Linked DNA regions of Homo sapiens: region 1 is linked to region 2. Evidence: read pairs that join two places in POLR2A ChIA-PET (ENCODE). Cell type or tissue: OCI-LY7. All regions are shown on one strand. Each heading gives the region's core, and the rest is flanking DNA. Links, peaks and the distances in the headings are about the cores only. Region 1 overlaps LOC105378920 (a long non-coding RNA gene). Region 2 overlaps TENT5C (terminal nucleotidyltransferase 5C).

Evidence for each region. ChIA-PET counts read pairs that join two places held together with the same protein. Peaks named below come from ENCODE experiments on the same cell type or tissue, not always from the same donor. Only the 100,000 strongest peaks of a DNase experiment are listed, where the experiment ranks them.
Region 1: POLR2A ChIA-PET joins it to region 2 with 6 read pairs; 1 of 35 experiments calls an interaction of 5 or more read pairs at or near these places.

Annotation. Positions count from the first base shown.
Region 1 is chr1:116,323,703-116,329,082 of GRCh38, forward strand. The region is part of intron 2 of LOC105378920 (a long non-coding RNA gene); the gene reads right to left. Among named protein-coding and RNA genes, the nearest start is that of ATP1A1, 47 kb to the right of the region's middle. In OCI-LY7, for the core only: no CTCF peak of the experiment used is centred there; a DNase peak (open chromatin) is centred at 2,319; H3K4me3 peaks cover 1,966 bases; H3K27ac peaks cover 3,907 bases.
Region 2 is chr1:117,627,602-117,632,981 of GRCh38, forward strand. It overlaps TENT5C (terminal nucleotidyltransferase 5C), which reads left to right. Exons shown (of 2, transcript NM_017709.4): 2 at 1-788. Among named protein-coding and RNA genes, the nearest start is that of TENT5C, 24 kb to the left of the region's middle. RefSeq lists enhancers at 2,707-3,257, 3,258-3,808. In OCI-LY7, for the core only: CTCF peaks have their summits at 3,854 and 4,074; DNase peaks (open chromatin) are centred at 410, 2,220, 3,910, 4,830 and 1 weaker place; H3K4me3 peaks cover 2,592 bases; H3K27ac peaks cover 4,411 bases.

The DNA of each region.
Region 1 (5,380 bases), core at 206-5,205, 1.3 Mb before region 2:
GCAAGGCATGGAAAGATAAGTAACTCTCCAAGTCATACAGTGGGAAAAGGTGGAGTCAGGTGGAATTTCAACCCAGGAGGCTTCTTTTCAGAGCCTGTGCTGTTAACTGCTATCTTATACTGCCTCCCATATATAAGTACAGTCATATGTCACTTAACGCTGGGGATACATTCTGAGAAATGTGTACTGAAGCAATTTAGTCCTTGAACAAACATCATAGAGTGTACTTACACAAACATAGATGGTATATATGTTTTTATTTATATATGTTTTCATATGGAAAACCAAATGTCCCAGCACAATTGCTGAATATCAGTCATTTCCCCTGCTTGAGCTGCAATGCCAGTATCAAGTCCCATATATCAGATTTCTACATATGCTCCCTTATAATCTTATGGGACCATCATATATATATATATATATATATATATGTGTGTGTGTGTGTGTGTGTGTGTGTGTGTATATGTATATATGTGTATATATATACATATATGTATATATATACACACACACACACATATATATATATAGTGCATGACTGTATAATAAAATGACACTGGACTTTAGGAGGCTGAGGCAAGCAGATTGCCTGAGCTCAGGAGTTTCAGACCAGCCTGGGCAACATGGCAAAACCCCGTTTCTACTAAAATACAAAAGAAATTAGCTGGGCATGGTGGCACGCCTGTAATCCCAACTACTCGGGAGGCTGAGGCAGGAGAATTGCTTGAGCCCAGGAGGCAGAGGTTGCAGTGAGCTGAGATGGTGCCACTGCGCACTAGTCTGGTGACAGAGCGAGACTCAGTCTCTACATAAAAAAAAAAAGATATTGGAAGGCTTATATAAACAATTAGGTTTATTATCAAAAGATAAGCATTTAGCCTACACACTCCAGCCAGAAGAGTCCAATACAAACAAATAGCTCACTATGTTGGCACCCTGGAAGAGAGCCTCATTAGTCCCCAGCACCAATGGATAATGTCTCAGTTCTTGGTGTTTCCTGACCAGTCTCTTCCTATTGCTTCTCCTGAACCACCATCACGCTCTGGCCTTTCCTTCTGCTGAAATTCAGTGACTTTCAATACCTATTCACATTGCTCTTCCTGCCTGACTGCCAGGAAGCCTTCTCAAACTCCAAGGCTGGCCTGCCTTTCCACTTTGCTCTGGCCCTTAGAACACCCTGAGCTTCCCTCTGTCCCAGGAGAACCCCTTTACTCCTGGATCTGTTTCCTGTCATATGCACCTCAAGGGCTGTACTGCGTTTTCCTCATCTTTGTATCATCAGGATTTCATGAGGCCCACATTTAAGTTTCTCAAGTAGTAAGTCTCTAAAAATTGCTAGACAATGGCATCTTGGATTGAATCCAGGAACAGATGAAGGACATTCTTGTGGAAAAACAGGTAAAATCTGAATAAAATCTGAAGTTTAGTTAATAGTATTGTGCCAGCATTGATCTCCTAGTTTTGATAAATGTACCATAGTTATGTAAGTTGTTAACATTAGAGGAAGCTGAATGAAGAGTATATGAAAACTTTCTGTATCATCTTTGCAACGTTTCTGTCAATCTACAACTATTTTGAAATAAAAAGTTCAAAAGTCCATCATTAGACAGCTTTGTAGCACAGTGGTTAAGGCCATCTTTTTGGAGTCAGGCAGACCTAAGTCACCTACTACACGTACTGTGTGGTCTGAGGCAAAGCAAAGCATACAGTATCTCCCAACCTCATTGTTAAATGGCCTGACACAGTAGAAACATTCAGTAATTGGTAATTGCTTTTGTTAAAATAAATGTTATATTCATAATAATATAGTATTATTTCTATAATAATTTAGCGAGGATATGGTCTGATCTTTCTTTTTTAAACTTAGCTCACACTGCACACCAGCATCCCACATCTGCCTCTCTGCTCAACAGATAGCATTCTCAATGTGCTAGGCTCTATTCCGACACTGGAAGTACAACAGTGAACAAAGCACAAAAAATCCCTGCTGTAAACAGCTTACCTTCTAGTGGAAAGAGACAGGCAATAGACATAAAATTTATAATACACTGGTTCTCAAAGTGAGTTCCCAGACCAGCAGCATCAGAATCACCTGGGAACTTTTTAGAAATGCAAATTCTTGGGCCTAACCCTAGATCTACTGAATCAGAAATCTGGGGATGGGCTCAGCAGACTGTTTTAATAAGCCCTCTAGGTGATTCTGATAAGTACTCAGGTTTAAGAAACACTGATACAGTGTCAGTGATAATCACTATTTTGGAGAGAACTAAAGCAGGAAATGGGTGGAGTGCTGGGGTGAGGAGACAGATTGTGGCTTTCAACAGGGTGATCAGAAAAGCCTTACTTCAAAGGTAACACCTGCTTGAAAACATCAAGATGAGGAAGTGGGCCTCCAAAATATCAAGGGAAGAGTGTTTCTGGGAAAGGAATATCAAACGCAAAGGCACTGAGTCAGGAGCAGGCCTGAGCTGTTCAAAGAAGAGCAGCTGTCCTGGGAGAGGTGGTGGGGCTCCAGGTTGCGTAGGGACTGGTAAGCCATTGCCCAAGAGTGTGACAGTCACACAGTCAATCATGGTTCTGCCAAAAACACTCTGCCTTTTCCTGTATGGCTCCAGGCCCTCCTCTACCCCCAAATCCACCCACCCTGCCTACCCTTCGTGGCTCTAGCCAGTTCCTTCTCTTCCTTGGGCTTCTCCATCCCCAACTTCTGATAAATAATTTGATAAATAGTTTGCTTGTTTTTGCCCTGTTGGACTGCTTAGTCTGAAAGAGAAACTCAGTCTTTTCCCTTCTTTCTTCACACTGCCTATCACAATGCCTGTGCATTGTGTCTGCCCCATAAATATTTACTAAGCTTCTCTTAAGGTGCCAGGATAGAAACCAACACATATTGGCACACAATAAACATTATTAATGCTGCCAATAATTTTGAAATTTCCTCTGTCACAGGGCACACAGGTTCATTCTCAAAGCCAAAGTATTTTGGATTCAGTTGAAGGATTAACCCAGAGTGTGACTTACAACCGGGAGAGGCACTCCCTATTCCCAGCTGCTCTCCCTTTGTGCCTGAATAGTTCTGGTTGGCTACAGCTCTGAGTATTGACAAAGAGCATCATCAATGTACTGCTAACCTTGGGCCAAAATACACCAAGCAGACAGGTAGCATGAAAAAAAAAAAATGGGTATTATGATCAGTCAGAGCTGGGTTTGAATTCAAGCCCAACCACCCATAGGGGATCTTACCCTTTTTTTTTTTTTTTTTCTAATATTGTAAATCCCTTTAGCAACTGAGATTGAAGCGTATGGACCATTTCCCAGTATGAGGCTTTTAAATGCATAAAATAAAGTGTATAAGATTACAGAGTAGATAATTTTTATTGAGATATAATAATGTTAAAAGCTATCAGAACACTTATAAAAATTGTGCTATAGTAATATTTCTACCTCATTATTGGTGCATTAAGTAATAAGATTTAGAGGCAGGTTTAATAAGTACCAAAATGTTGATGTAATACTGAGTGTAAATGATATTTCAAGATACTTAGAGTGTATGATGTTGTTAGAGGTAGGTGGAAGAAAAAAAGATTTTTTTCATCTTGTATCATCCTGAATTCTCTGCAAAGACCTGTTAATAACCCCATATTATAACTTGGGACAAACTACTTTGCTTCTCTAAGTTTCAATATCCTTACCTGTAAAATGATGCTCAATAGATGGCAGGTATTATTATTATTATTTTCAGCAGCAGTGTTAGTAGTTAAGGATACCCCATAAATATCCTGTAACATACTCTGTGTCACTTCTTGGTTATTAGCAGGGTCAGTTCTGTAAGTTGACTCAGTAGGAGGTCATCCTTTTGAGGATTTTTACTCCCCAAATGTCCCATATTGGCCTGAAATTTTATCTTTAGAAAAGAATGCATAGCTTTGGTAATGAAAGACTTTCAATTGCAAGAGACCCCTAATAAAAAATAAGAATTCCTGACAATCACCCTAAACCCTAGTCACACCCCACATAGTCCTAAGTTGGAAAGTGAAATATTTGCTAACCCAGGAGAAAAGATGAATGGCTTTAAAATAAAAAAGATGATATATACTTGGGACAATCTGCCCCCAATTCACTCTTTTCCCAGAGGACACTTTAAGGAGATGTAATTGTTTGCCAAACAAGATCATACCTTGTCTATAGTCATGGTCTCAAAGAGGATTTTCCTAAAGTTCAGTGGTGTATTTGGTTATAATTTGCCTGTGCCTATATAACCCATATATACCAGTTCATTCTTCAACTAAATTCCATCTTAAAATCATATCTTGACTATCTCTAAGTGACATTAAGTTGGTTTTCAAGCACTTGAGAGAAAAGTCCTTTCCTGAGGACCACCATTCCAAAATTGCTCTCTTCATGCTCCATGCAGTTTCTTCAAGCTGTGTGATACAATGCCCCCCAAACTTCAGTGTGCCTCAGAATCACCTGGAGAAACCATTCAGATTGCTGGAGGAACCCACAGAGATTCTCATTCAGAGGCCTGGGAGAAGGCCTGAAAATTTGCATTTTTAATAAGCTCCCTGGTTTCTTTACCTCTATGAGCCCAGTTTCCTTATTATTAAACCAGGATAATGATACCTTTTTTACAGGATTAATGAGCAGATGAGAAAAAGATAAGATATGTAAATATATTCAAAATACTAAGTCCCCAGCAGAAATGCAATAACTATTAATTCCCATGATGGGACATCGTTAGAGAGAGAAGGGGATATGTCAGAGAAAGCATTAAAGAGGACACGAGAGCAGTCTTGAAGCAATGGAAATTAGTAAAAGAGAAGAAAGCGAAGGGTGTTCCCAGAATTTAAAAAAACAAAACAAAACCGTATGCAGAGGCTGTGTGTACAAAAAAAAATAGCTAACTCAGAAAGCTGCCAAAGCTACCCTTGGCTGAAGCAAGTGCATGGATCATATGAACATACTCAGGGTCTTGATGACAAGGGCCCTTTGTGCCATGCTAAAAAGTTTCAATTCAATTCTGAAGGAGATAGGAATGGTTGACGTTTTTTAAACAGGTCAGTAACATGAAATGGGGACAAAGGAAGAGGAAGGGCTCTAGGCTGATGCCTAAGTTTCTGTCTTGAGTTTACATGTATGTGATGATGATGATGATGCAACCCACCAGAAGAAGTGCCACAGAAGAAAAACCTAGTTGGGGAAGAAGGTAATGAGTTAAATTCTCGATGTCTAATTCAAGGCACCTAGAAGACACCCACATAGAGCTAACAAGGGGTAGTGAGACATGTGAATCTATATGTCTTAGAGAAATCTTGAAGCCTGAGTCTAGAAGACCTCAGCATATAGGTGGAAGTTACATCCACAGGAATAGATGAAATCG
Region 2 (5,380 bases), core at 175-5,174:
GGAAAACCTTCTGGGTGGACTTTGTAAGAATCCAGTTTCCAAGGTTAGATTCACATCCTTAATCTTGCAGAGACTAGAATTTCACAGCTCGCTTTGGAACATATTCCAATTCAACCAGTTAAAATCAGAGGACCAAGTCGTGGGGGAGGGGGGCGGTGTTGAGGAGAGGTATTTTTAAAGATCTGGCAACTTTTCAGGATTATTTGTGGAGAACTCTAAGGTTAAGATCAGGAAATAAAAGACTGTGTGTGTGTGTGTGTGTGCGTGTGTGTGTTCAAGTGCCTAAATCTTGTTTACCTATCACTTTAAAAAAATAATTGAAGTGTAAGCTAAATAAAATGCTTGGAGTTTTGCCTGGGCTAGTGAGAGTTGGTGCAAATTCTTGTGTGTGTTTGCATAGGAAGGTGAGATGACCATCTACTAAAGAGGAAGTAGCTAAATACAGATCTGTGGGTGTTTTTAAAAAAACTCAACCTATCTGGTGTTTTATTTTAATGGATAAAAATGTAATTTTTCTAAGGTAGCAACTTATTTCCAAATTAATATAGATGAAAAATAGATACCAATTAGACTAAATTGAAAGCTTTTTGTTCTATATTTGCATAGCCTTTGAAATATTTCTTAGTGCCTAGGAGGTCTGGGGATTCCTCTTTCGTGGTGGTCACTAACCTTACTTGATGCAGATAAAATCACTTGTCAATGCAAAATGTGTTAGAACTTGATAAAGCTTTGAGTTTGAGAAATAAAGGTATATTTAAAATTTAAATAAAACTTGTCATTTATGCTCATTGATTTGTTTCTTCTCAATGATGAATTTTAGGTTTTAGGAAACATTGAATAGAAATAGGAAGCTGTCAACATCAGCCTTGGATGCTTCTCTGAAGGACAGATGCTTTTTTGAGGGGGGAGGGCTGTGTGGTTACCTTGGAGACCACAAATCCCTTAATATTTGGGCTCTTTTTCAAGGTGCCCAGCTAACTTAAACTAGGCTTCGTTGTTGACCACAGCCTTTCAGCTAATACCCACGGCAGGTGTAGTCTTGCAGTTCGCCTTTGCTGGCACCTTGTTTAATTCAGTCCCTTTAGCTCCTAGCCCACTTCAACAACAACAAAGAAAACAACTTCAGCCATACATGTACAACTACTGTAGTTTCTTCACATTTTTAAAGAAGTATAGAAGTGAACAAGTGATACTTGGAGTGGTTGATAGATGTTTGAAGGGTATAAAGAGATGCTGTAGACTTTGGTTAGCAACCTTCCTCCTCATTCCTTTGATCTAATTCACAACAACCCCTGCCCACCCCAAGTCTTGCCCCTTCCGTGGCCTCCCTTCTTTGTGGAATTTCTTTGAAATCCTATGGCATTCTCCTAACTGTCCTCATGAAACTTATGTCTTTGGCTGTGTAAAATCCTTCATCCCCTTGCCTCCACCTGTCCCTGCTCCTCCTCAAACCTTTCAGCCAAGGATGTGCATGCTCTGGAGTCTGGTAGGTGTGGAGTCCTTCCAATCACTTCTTTGGCATGTTTACTCAATAAGTAACCCTCACTCCTCTTAAGCCCTGACTGCCAGCTCACACTCTCCATGTTGCCTCTTCACTCCTCCCTTCATTCTGCCCATCCACATCCATGTCAGTGGCCTCTTTAGCTTTATGATGGACTACCTCTGTTCTAGTCATCTACTCACATCGGTTAGACACTGTCTGGATCTAGAACTGTTCATGAAGGCTGGGGTGACATTCTTCTCTTTTCACTACAAGAATTGGGATCATTGAAGAGCAATTTTCTGATCTTATGCTTGCCCATCAGCCATCCCCACGATCTTCTTCCTCCCCATTTTTACTGCGTGTACCTTCTGAAATGTTCCTTGACTCTGCCCTCTTGGTTGCCTTCAGCTCTTGCTTGGGCTATTTCATGAGTCTTGTCTCTATTTTTCTTGACTCTGTCAAGGGCTTTTTCTAAAACAGATGTGCCTGGGCCCCTCCCATACATTAAAACCTGTGTAAGACCCTACTGTGCAAGAGCAGATGTCAGACTCAACATGTCTGTGCAAGAGCAGATGTCTGGAGCTAGCTAGCCCCAGTCTACCTTCCTATCCTTTGACCTACTATACTAAGCTGGCCTACTTGGAGTTCTGGAGCACACAGCTTCTTCCGTGCACGTGACCCCACAGCAGGCTTCTAAAATCTCAGCTAATCCTCACCTCCTCTGGCTTACCAGGCCCTATGTCTGCCACCTCCCCCTTCCTGCTTTTTCTATTCGTGTTCTTACTGGGTTGCATCAGCTCTTCACCCACATTGTGAACACCTGCGTGCTTCATTCTCTGCCCACTTTTCACATAACTGGCATAGATTTGGTGCTTCAAATGTTGAACTGGATGGGTTTTCCCTGGAGGACTTGTCCTTGGGCCATTAGCCACTTAGAGGCTGAATCCTGGATATTTACCTGAATGTGTTGTAATGCCTCATTTTGGTGCCAGAAACCATTTCAGTCCCCTTGTCCAGACCAATATTTATACGCAGGACAACTTGTGTGGGATGTGCTGGTGCCCAGCTTCCTGGAATGAGTAGTCATGTCCCGGACACTAACACAATTGAACACAAGCTCTTGGCCCCTGAGCAAGGTCAGTACTAAGGGTTGCAGTCTTCACGCTCAGCAGTATTATTTCAAACTCCCCACCCACCCAGTCCTCCTGGCAGACCTATCCTTCTGGTGTTTTAGTAGAATTCCTCTCATGCCATCCCCAAGTGTTCATTCCTCAGCCTTGGAATGAAGCTCCCGTCGTTGCCACCCGGGACCTCTAGGGTTCCAGAAGTACACTTCTAAACGAGCGGGGATTCTTTTTCTCCTTCACTGTCCGAGTAGTCGCCTGGGCGGGATAGTAATGCGCTTGGTTGTAATCTGGGGTTAGTATCAGCTGGAAGATGCTGAGAGCATCAGCAGGACCTGTGGGGGTTTTCCATATGACCTCTGAGCAGCCAGAGCCTCAGTGTGATGGTGCCATTCTGCCACCTTACCTTGGCCTGGAGCCTCATCCTCTCCAGAGGCCTTCAGCTCCGTATGCACTTATGGCAGGTGGAGTCAGAGGCAAGTCAGGGGTGGTGCCCAGACTGGGCTGAGTGGTCTACCCCTGCTCCCTGCCTAAAAGCTGAGTCAAGCGACTTCCTGTCCGAAGTGACGGCATTGGACCTGGGGCCACGGTGCTGGTTTCCTGCCTCCTGGCCCTGTGCCTTCTGCAACACGGGACTGTGTCCTTCCCTGGGGATAAATGCTACCTAGAAGCATGTGCTGCCCTGGCGGTGAGCCACTCCTCAGTACTCTGACTGTCATCACTCTCTCAAGCAGGTTTCTGTCAGTGCCGCCCAGAATCTAGGGAGCTGGAGCCTGTCGGGAGGCTTGGTTTCATACCATTCCTCACCCAGCTCAGAGCAACGCAGGCTACCTGTTCTGGCCATGACTGGATCACAGGTCTCCCAGCTCAGGGCATTTTCACCACAGCAGGCCATCCCAGGGCCACCTTTTACTTAGGAAGTTTCCGAAAATGGGAAATGTCCCTAAGGGAAAGGCATGAGAAGCTGGAGTCGCTGCCTTTCTTTCGGGTGCTTCCCTGGAAAAAAGGTATCCGAGGCTATAGTGTTCGAGAGAGAGAGAGATGGAGACGGGCAGCACCACAGCAACTTTGGCCAGGCTGTTTTCAGCCATTTCAATCCATCCCTTCCATATGGATAGTAAATGAGGTTTTTCTCAAGAGGCCTGTTGGGAACTAAACCCATGAGAAAATGGAATGAGAACTCCTCACTTTAGACTAAGGCTTTAGGTTGACCAAGTACACATTGCATATACATAGCTTGCAGGTCTCAGAAACGTGAGCTAGGTAGCAGTGTTTCCACTGTACACAGGAGCCAGAGGCTCAGTGCGCCTCTGAGTTGCCCAGGGTTACGTATCTTGTAAGAGACAGAGCCCATGCACAAAGATTTGACTGCAAAGCCTGGTTCCCCCACTATTACAACACTGAAAACACTCTGTAAACTATAACTCACCCTGCAAATATTAGTTTTTATGTCAGCCCCCTCTCAAGGGCCTAAGAGGTGTTGAGTTGCCTGGTAATAGATCCGTTTCCACTTATCCAGGAAAGGAATTCCTTGGACAAACCAGCAGCTTTCCTCAGACAACCCTCCCTTTGTGAATCAGGTGTGGGGGGACCCATTGCAGGCTCGTTAACATGTTTGGGGAATGCTCATGGAGCACCAGGTCCCATGCTAAGCATTAGCATTTAATCTTCCAAAAAGTCTGAGATAGGATGATTAGGTTTACAGGTGAGGAAACCTAAACGTCATACAGCTGCTGCAGCCAGCACCTGGCTCTGGGGTGTCTGACTCCCAGGCTCCAGCTGTCAGTTCTTTTACAGTATGCTATTTTGTCTTTGTCCTGCATTTTACAGGGTGGCACATGGAAGAGGCACGGGAGAGCAAATATCCTGCCTTCCAACAGAAGCCTTTCAAGAGGAATGAGGAGGAGGACAAAGCCACTGATTAAATTGATTAGTTAAAATTAAAAATTAAGCCAACTGATGAAGTTAAAATAGGGTGCCTATTGTGGTTGGCATGGCATTTTAAATTAGAATTGAAATGGAAACAGCATCACAGTTTCCCCCACACCTTATCCAGGCAGCCATGTACTATGGGGGTATTTAAACTACCTGCAGGCTGGAGAGGAGGGCGGGGGAGTGCAGGAGGGCTTTTGCAGAAGTCAGGAAACCAGCTCACCTGCAATGCTGAAACAATGAAACCAAGAAGGGAGGGGAGTCAGAAAACTAATAGCACAACCCTAAGCAGTTCCTGGAGTCAAACACCTGTGGTTTTTCATGCACTAAATATAGTGGAAGTTGGGTCATCTTATCCTTAAATAAACACTACAGCTAGCAAAGACTTTTTTGAAAAGAATCTTTACATTGGCTCAGGTAAGCGGGAGCCTGGGAGAAGCAGCGCTTGGGTGGCTGTGAATGGTCTGCGGCAGCCTCTGGTCCTCATATCCCCTGCTATCTCAGGATCCCACACAAAACATTCCTCTGTGGTTTTTTCCCTGCTCTTAAGTCAACTGCATGTACCTTGTTGTCCCTGTGCCCTTCATCCCCTCCCCCTACCGTGAGAGATCAGTTTCCTTGGCCTTCACCTGATCTGACCAGGAACAGCAGGAGAGGTGCTCCCTCTCTCTCTCTAGCTCTGGCAAAAGAGGCAGCTTTTCAGCAGGCTTATTTTCCATCCTACTTTAGATATTACTGAAAGGAAATGAACTCTTCTTTGACTTTGCCTTTTGAATTTTGGATGCTGCTGAATCGGGCACAGTCCCTCCTTTAGGAAACATTAAACCAGAGGCTTGTGGCC